Regions from separate parts of the Homo sapiens genome. Here region 2 is linked to region 1. The links are chromatin contacts, found by Hi-C or POLR2A ChIA-PET in ENCODE. All regions are on one chromosome and are shown on one strand. The core of a region is the stretch at or near the end of the contact, and the rest is flanking DNA. Distances in the headings are between cores, read along the strand shown. Region 1 holds the start of GRK2 (G protein-coupled receptor kinase 2). Region 2 holds the start of TCIRG1 (T cell immune regulator 1, ATPase H+ transporting V0 subunit a3).

Evidence for each region. Hi-C counts contacts between places; a loop is a spot of excess contacts on that map. ChIA-PET counts read pairs that join two places held with the same protein, here RNA polymerase II (POLR2A). Pooled maps may share reads with other maps.
Region 2: a loop to region 1 is called in a pooled map, with 4 times the contacts of the local background. The contact joins the promoter of TCIRG1 here to the promoter of GRK2 in region 1. A Hi-C loop is called at or near these places in 1 of 37 single-sample maps with no recorded cell type and 5 of 50 pooled maps. POLR2A ChIA-PET finds 5 or more read pairs at or near these places in 1 of 52 experiments (BJ).

Annotation. Positions count from the first base shown.
Region 1 is chr11:67,264,484-67,268,391 of GRCh38, forward strand. It overlaps GRK2 (G protein-coupled receptor kinase 2), which reads left to right and starts at 1,990. Exons shown (of 21, transcript NM_001619.5): 1 at 1,990-2,329. The coding sequence starts at 2,217. RefSeq lists silencers at 1,779-1,978, 3,899-3,908 and an enhancer at 3,509-3,558.
Region 2 is chr11:68,036,704-68,040,670 of GRCh38, forward strand. TCIRG1 (T cell immune regulator 1, ATPase H+ transporting V0 subunit a3) reads left to right here and starts at 2,322. Exons shown (of 20, transcript NM_006019.4): 1 at 2,322-2,416. RefSeq lists an enhancer at 1,681-2,302 and silencers at 2,194-2,373, 2,434-2,513.

The DNA of each region.
Region 1 (3,908 bases), core at 740-3,239:
GGAGTTGTCCACGGAGGAAGGTACACAGAAGGGCTTCCAGGCCCAGGAAACAGCAGAGGCACAGAAGTGAGAATGGGTGGGTGAGTTGGTGGGGAAACTCCAGGTGCAGAGGATGGTAGCGAAACAAACTGGAGCATTCAAGGTCCAAGTCCTCCAAGATCTTGACTTGCAGATTAAGGAGTTTGTTCACCTAATCTGCTTTGGGCAGAGTGTGGTGAGTCCTAGAGACCCCTCTAGGTCTCTCACTCTCAGTAGCCCCAGAAGGCCTGGAGAGCTGCTTCTGGGTGCCAAGCAGGCAGTGACTCCATCAGATCTAGATTTGGGAAAAGCATCCCTGGTCAGGGCCTGCATCAGGGCAGTGGCTGGCCATGAGGACCCTGAGAAGTAGACAGATTCACGGAGATTCTCAGGAGGCCAGACAGGAGACTATGGTGACAAATTAGATTAGAGAAGGGGAGAGAATGAAGGAGCAGTTGGGGAAAAGAAAACTGAGGCTCTGACATGGGTATATGGGTGGCGAGTGACTCACCACCCACTGAGAGGAGAACCTCACAAGCTCTGACATGCTCTGGTTCCAGGTTCTGTTGGGGCTGATCCAAGATGGTAGCCTAGAGGTGCACAGAGATGGGGGCCTTGCTTTGCAAAAGGATGCTGGCTGCTGGCCCACAGCATGGTAATGAGATTTGAGCTTTATGTGCCCAGGGCTGGGAGGAGGGTCCTGTCACTTTGAAAGCAAAGAGAGGCTCTAGAGAGGGGCATGTTGAGATAGGAATGCTGCCTTGAGACACCTGGCTTTCCCCACTCTGGGTGGGCTCTCAGCAGGGTGGGTTTCCCCTGCCAGGCAGCACTGAAACCTCTGTGCGCTTCCGGGCTGGGAGAGTTTTTACCGTAACTACATGTGGAACCATCCTGAAGGAACATCTGGATGGGATGGGGTACAGGGAAGGGAGCTGCCAAGAGTGCTGGCCAGGGACCTGGGTCTATGAGCTGGTTGGGGGGTGGGGTTGGGTGCAGGGTACTTGATCCTGAGTGGGCCTTCTGCGGCCAGGATTGGTTCTAGAGTAGGAGGGGTGGGATCAGGGATGGGGGAAGCCTGTAACTGCGCTGCAGTTGTCAGGTCCCAGGTTCTGGGTGACCTACTAAGGATTCTGGGTCCAGTGTGGGTCCCAGGTTAGACGTCCTAGTCCTGAGTCCGTGTCCACAGTTCTGGGTGTTGAGTCTAGGACAGTGATCTGGAGTTGACAGTCCAATCTAGGTCTGAGTCCTGACCCCAAGTCTAGAGTTCAGGGTCATGGTAGTAGCCTAGGGTCAGAATCAAGGTTGGGGTCAGTAACCAGGATGGGATCGAGGTCATGGTCCAAAATCTGGATCTGGGGACCTGTTGGGGGTCTGAGGTGAGTGTCGCAGTCTGGGTATGGCGTTGGAGACCCAGGGCTGTGATCTGAGGTCATGGTTAGAGTCTGAGGTGGTGGGCCAAGGTTTGAGTCTGGGGTCCTGTTTGGAGTCTGGTGTCAGGTCGTGGACTGCGTCCAAGGTCAGGGAGTCCGGGGTTATAGCCAGGGTCTGAGATGAAAGTCCCAGGATGGTGTTCAGAGGTCTGAATCTGTGTCTTGGTGAGCGTCCAGGTTCCCTGTGATCACGTTTGGTGTCAGGGCTGCGGCCCGACTGGGGAGCCTGGGATCCAGAGATGTGACCCGAGGTTGTGGTCAGAGAATGGGTCTCGGGTCGTCTTCCGTGCCGGGTCCCTGTCGTGTTCCAGGCCCGGGTCTCCGTCCAGCATCGAGGGCCGAGGTCACGGCCAGGGTCTGAGCCCGCGGTCGCAGGTCTGGTTCGGGGTCAGATTCCGCGCGGCCTCCAGGGGGCGCCGTCGCCCGCCCGGCTCGGCCCCTCGCGGGCTCGCTGGCGTTGTGCGCGGCAGGCGGGGCCGGAGGCGGCGGCGGCTCCGGGGCGCGGGCGCGCGGGCGGCGGCGGCGGCGGCGCCCCGACTGCAGTCCCGGCGGGAGCGGAGCGCGAGCCGGGGCCGGGCCCGAGCCGGCGCCATGGGGCGGCGCCGCCTGTGAGCGGCGGCGAGCGGAGCCGCGGGCGCCGAGCAGGGCCAGGCGGGAGGCGTCGGCGCCCGAGGCCGAGCGAGCCGCGGCCGGGCCGGGCCGAGCGCCGAGCGAGCAGGAGCGGCGGCGGCGGCGGCGGCGGCGGGAGGAGGCAGCGCCGCCGCCAAGATGGCGGACCTGGAGGCGGTGCTGGCCGACGTGAGCTACCTGATGGCCATGGAGAAGAGCAAGGCCACGCCGGCCGCGCGCGCCAGCAAGAAGATCCTGCTGCCCGAGCCCAGGTGAGGAGAAGCTGCCCGCGGCCCCGGCCCGACCCCGCGGGCGCCCCGGCCGCGGCCCCGAGACCCTGGCCCCATGCTCGACCCCGCGACCTGGACCCCCGGGGCCGGCTCTCGCAACCCCCTGTCGGCCCCCCAGCCCGGAGCAGCCCGGCCTTGGCGCCTGCGGGTCCAGACCCTAAGCCCCAGACCCTGGGCGCCTGAGCCCGGAGCGCCCCAACTCCGGAGCTCCTCTGCCCCATCGGTCCCCGGACCCAGTCGGGTCCCCCTGGCCGCCCTGCTGCTTCCTTATCGTGCTCCACCGGCCCCCCGAAGTCGCTGTCAGCCCCTGGCTCCCGCCTTCTCCCACGGGGGCCCGGCGCGCCCCTTCATCCTTCTCGGAGCAGCCCTTGGTCCCTGTGGGGTCCCCTCCCCTCCGCTGGCCACCATTTACCTCGCCTGACGATGTCACCCACCCTTTTGCTGTCCCTGCTCACGGCACTCGCTTTAGGGTTTCCACTACCCCCACCCGTCTCTCCTCCAGTCTACACTTGTGTGAGGTGTTGGGGGACAGCCAGTCTTCCGGACTCTTCTCCCACCCTCTGGTGGGGTCGCTGTCCTGGAGTTGGGCTCGAGAGTGCTTTCAGGGCGGCGTGGTGAGCAGGACCTAGGGTGCTGCGGGCACCCTCCCCCTCGGACCGCGCTCAGGTCGGGGAAACATCCCCTGTGCCCTCTCCCCTACATTTCTCCTCTGGCAGGCCCTGCATATGGTGCCCCGTGGGTGCTGTTGACCAGGGGCCCTCCCAGCACACCTGCAATGGCTGGACCTTAGCTGCCGCCTCTGTAAGACAACTGACATCACACCTGGTATCAAAGTTTAGACTGTTCAGGATGTAGGTGCAAAAGTACACAGGATGTGGACGATTGCTGCGGTTTGTCCAGCATTTTATGGCTGATAGAGTATCTCTCCACTGTGTGAGCCTCTCAGCAGCGCATGGGGTGGCGAGGACAGGTGTGGTTTTGTCCCTGTGGAACAGATGGGGAAACTGAAGCTCCAGAGGTGAGTGGCCTGCCCCGAGTCACACAGGTAGTCCCAGGTGGCACCTGGCCAACAGATCAGGGCTTCAGACTTCTGGTTCTACATTTCATCAGCTACCCTGGCCTGTGCCAGGGAGCAGACGTGCCCGCCACGATTCTTTGTGTCGTGTGGCAACTCCTTGTGCATGCCTGAGAGTTGGCCTCCTCCTGGTGCCCCAGCGGGCTGGGGATGGGGCCTGTCCACACTGCCGTGGTCTTATCTTGTGACTCTGGGTAAGTCTCTTCCCTCACTGGGCCTCGGTCTTCTCATCTGTGAAATGTGGATGGCGTGAAATAAGAGCTGTGACTCTGCGGTGTCCCTCAGCCTTTGAAGCAGCCGTCTAAGCTCTGGCTGACGCTGCAGGGGTGCCCCATGCCCATGGCCCTCACCGCCCCCCTGTGCCATGCCCTGCTCACTGGGTGTTTGGATTGACTGAACGTCAGGCCTGGGAGAGGAAAATTGGTCTGCATTTTGAAAAGGCCGTTAGGGCCTTTTTTTTTCTAAGACATTTGCAATCAGATTTCT
Region 2 (3,967 bases), core at 1,072-3,571, 770 kb after region 1:
CTGTGGTGCCTCCAACTGGACTAGGTCGCCACCTAGTCTTTATGCTCTCTGGAGTCCTGCTGCCCCAGCCCTGCCTTCCTGTAGACTCCAGGGCCCCACCAGGCTCTCATGGCTAGACCACAGGCCGCAGCATCCCTGTCACCCTGCCTCTTCCTGGGCGTCTTCCCCAAGGCCCAGCGATGCCAGAGGTCACCACAGACCTGCCGTTCCCACTCTCCCGGGTGTCCTGGCTGGGGCCTGGGCCTCCTGTCTCCCAAGAGCCATCCACTTGTAAGACGCTTAGGACTTGGAGCCTCCCAAGACCTCAGGCTGAAGAACAGCAAGTGGCAGAAACTCAGGCCGGGGCATCCTTGCTGGGGGTAGGAGGAAGCCTGCTTGGGGTGACAGTCACACGAGGGTGACACAGGCCCTGCTGGCCCTGAGCTGGCCTGCGTCCAGCCACATCCTCTTTCCTGTGTTCCCTACGCCAGGGTGCTGGCCCGGCCACTGCTCACCACTTCCTGCTTTGCTGGCCCAGCGACACGGTGGGGTTTCCCTAGGGCCACACACAAGCCCCTTGCCCATATAATGGCCAAAAGCAGCCCCCCTGAACTTGTGCTAAGTACTGTGGAAGGATTTCACTTCATTTGCAGTGAGGAAACCAGCTCCGAGAGGTGAAAGGGCTTGCTCAGGGCCATGCAGGGCACATCCCATAATAAAACTCAGTTCAGAGACCTTGACCCCCCCCATCTACCATCATTTCCAAAAGTGCTTTTTACAAAGCACTACTTTGTAAAAAGCTACTTCTTCGAAAGAACAAGTTTCCTGGCCCAGTGAGTGTTGGAAATGCTCCAGCTGCTGTGTGCCTGCTGGCAGGTACTGCATGGTAGACATTCAAGGCTCTGAGAAGGCCTGCAGCAAAAACACCAGCCTCTCCCAGCCCATTCCCAGGGAGCTTTTCTCAGGTCTAACACCTGGGCCTCCTTCCTAGACCAGGCATTGCCATCTAATGCCAAAGTGGCCAGGCTCCCGCTTGGGCCCCACAGCCTGTGGCACTGGGGTGAGAAGTAACTGCAGGAGGCGAGGGGAAGCCTGGAGCCCGGGAAGTGTCCACAGGTCTGGCCCGCAGCTCATCTTGGCCACTGATGAAAACAGGTGTTCTTTCCAAAAACAAGGCAGGCGCAGGACTCCTGAAGCACCGCCGGTTTAGCTTTTCCCAGACGTAACCGCCGTCAGAGCGTGGCATGGAGCCTGTAGCTGTGCACTGAATACTTCTATTCCAAGCGGGTCAGTCTTTCCAGCTCACCGCTGGGTTCTTTCCCTTACCGTGGTCTCCCAGGCACTTACTGCTGAGACCCCACTCAGGCTGTCTGGTTGTATCAGGCCCCGACCCTGTCAGAACAGGCCTATGGCGCCCAACCACAAGTCCCCCAATTTTCTGAGGAACCACAGCTGAGCTTGGCTGTGACTCAGTTTCCAGGCCCGGCTCTGGGGCTCCACTTGTCCACCCCTGCCGCAGCCCCACAGGCCTGTGCTCGCTGTGTGGGGCTTAGGGATCACCAGAGCTGAAGGGCCCCTGGCCTCCAGTGGGAATGCCCCAGGCCTGTCCAAAGTGCAGGCAGCTGGACGGTCGTGAGTCCCAGCTTCCAGGCACTAGGACCTGATGACGCCCATGGTGCTGACCTGGAGCAAGGTCACAGTGACACCCCCCTCTACCCCCCGCGGCTGCAGCTGCAGGTGGAGCTGACAGCTGGCCTCTGGCCCCAGGGTATCTCCCAGGGCCTGCTGGGTGCGGGGCGCTGGGCAGAACAAGGCAGCATGGCCTGGCCCTGTGTCCTGCTGCCAGTGAAGCAGGCCCAGAGTGGGGCAGCCACCCACCCAAGGGCCAGAGCGGGGCCTCTCCAGGGTGGTCAAGAGCAGGAAGGTGTAAGCACCGGCGGGTTTCACTGCCGCCCAAGGGAGGGGTCCCGGAGGTGGGGGAGCATCCTGGGGACCCCAAGCCCATGAGCCTGCGAATGTTGGGGTCCCATCAGCCAGAGGCGCACAAGCCTCGAAGTGAGAGGAGAGCAGGGTCTCATCTCCTATCCTGAGCTGGGCCTGAGCGGAGCTGCCCCTGCATCGGGGCCAGCATAGACGCGCGCGGTTGGCAGTGGTCTGTTATCCGCTCCTTTCTCCAGGCCTCCTCTCCGGGATTAAGCGCCTCAGGACCCGTCCGCCAGGCCACAGCCTGGGCTCAACCTCTCCCAGACTTCCTGGACTCCAGTGGAGCCTTGGGCCGGGGGCGGGGCGTCCCTGGCCCCTCCCCGTCGTCCCGCCTGCCCGGAAAGGAGTGAGCGGCGCCTAGTCCCGGGCTGGCGGGAGTGCAGTTCTGAGTCCCGCCCGGCGTGCGCGGAGCGGGGCAGCCAGCAGCGGAGGCGCGGCGCGCAGCACACCCGGGGTGAGTGCCCCTGCCGGGGTCTGCGGAGCCCCAGAATTTCCTGCCCACCCTCTTCCCCCTGCCCCGGGGAGGAGATCCTGGCGCCCCACCCAGTTGGCTCCGTGAATGCAGCTCAGCCCGCCACCCCGCAGGGTGTCAGGCCTTGCGGGGGGCCACGGAGGATCCCCAAGGGAGGAGGAGAAGGATGGGGTGTTTACCAACACAGCCCAGCGTTCCCGGGCCTGGTGTGCGCGGAGCTTTCCCCGCTGCTGCTTCCTTGGAGGGAGGGACCCATTCTACAGATGGGGAAGCTGAGACCACACAACTAGGAAGTGTCAGAGCTGGAGACCAGCTGGGTCATTTGACTCCAGAGCCCACCCCATTTGGAATGGAGGGGGCGCCAGACCCTCTCCTACTGCCTTCCCATCATCTGGAGGGGAGGGCAGAGGTGCAGAGAGACCTGCTGGGTTCCTGGAGGGGCCAGGAAAGGGGCACAGGGTGAGGAGTGGGCTGGAGCCTGGACCCCAGGGCCGCAGGATGGAGGCGTATTCATTTACACCATAAAAGTGGCTGGGTGACCCTGGCTAGAGCGGGGACCAAGGGGGACAGGGGTAGGGGGTGAGCCAGTGGAGCCTCACATGCCAGGCACGGGGGCTGATCACGTCCCCACACCTTTCCCCCCGCCCATTACAGGTTGTTCCCCCACCCCCTGGGAAGTGCTGGAAGGAGCCCGGCCCTCGAGCCCTCGGCATAGTGGCTGTGGGAGCCCTGATGGCCCTGAGCCAGGGGTGACCCCTCCCCAGATCCCCAGAGCTGATTCCCCACACCTCCTTATTTGGCCAGCACAGCCCCAAAGGGAGCCAGGTCAGACACAACCCTCCTCTGAGCTCACCCTTTGTGCTGGGCACATAACATTGGACTTTACCTCTCCAAGTGTCAGTGGAGTCCTGTATGAAACAAAAGCACCGTACCCCCTCCCCAAGGGTTTCTCCCCCCAGGGATTAGTGTGAGGTCGTGTGGATGAAGGGATTCAGTTGAGGCTCTGGTTATTTTTGTCACCTCCCTAGATCCTGTCTCTGTCAGGGGTGCCACGTCCCATTCACCCAAAGAGGAAGTAGAGGCACAGAGAGGGTGAGAGACTTGCCCAAGGTCACACACCCAATCTCAGCCTGGGCTCCAAGTCCCTCTGCCCTGTGGCCGGGCCTGGTCCTTAGGGATGGAACCCAGCCCCGCTGCCCCCTGCCCTGCCCACCTGCAGCCTTGGGCCATCTGCTCAGTGTTCCCTCGTTCCCTCCTTCTCTCCTTTCCCAGGCTGGGGCTGGGGCTGCGTTTCCCTGTTTAGAGTTAAGTAAACCAGACCCAGGGGAGGAAGTGACTGGCTGGGCAGGCGGGGCCCTGACCAGGCCTGTCCCCTCCCCCTAATTTTCGAGCTAAGCAACTGATTCCCACAGAGGGGCCCTGGGCCCTGAGAGCAGTGGCTTTGGAGCTGGAGGGGCCCCAGCATCCAGGGCGGGTTGGAGGTGGCCTGGCACCTGCCCCCACCCCACATCGGCCTTGAGCAAGGCCCCGGGC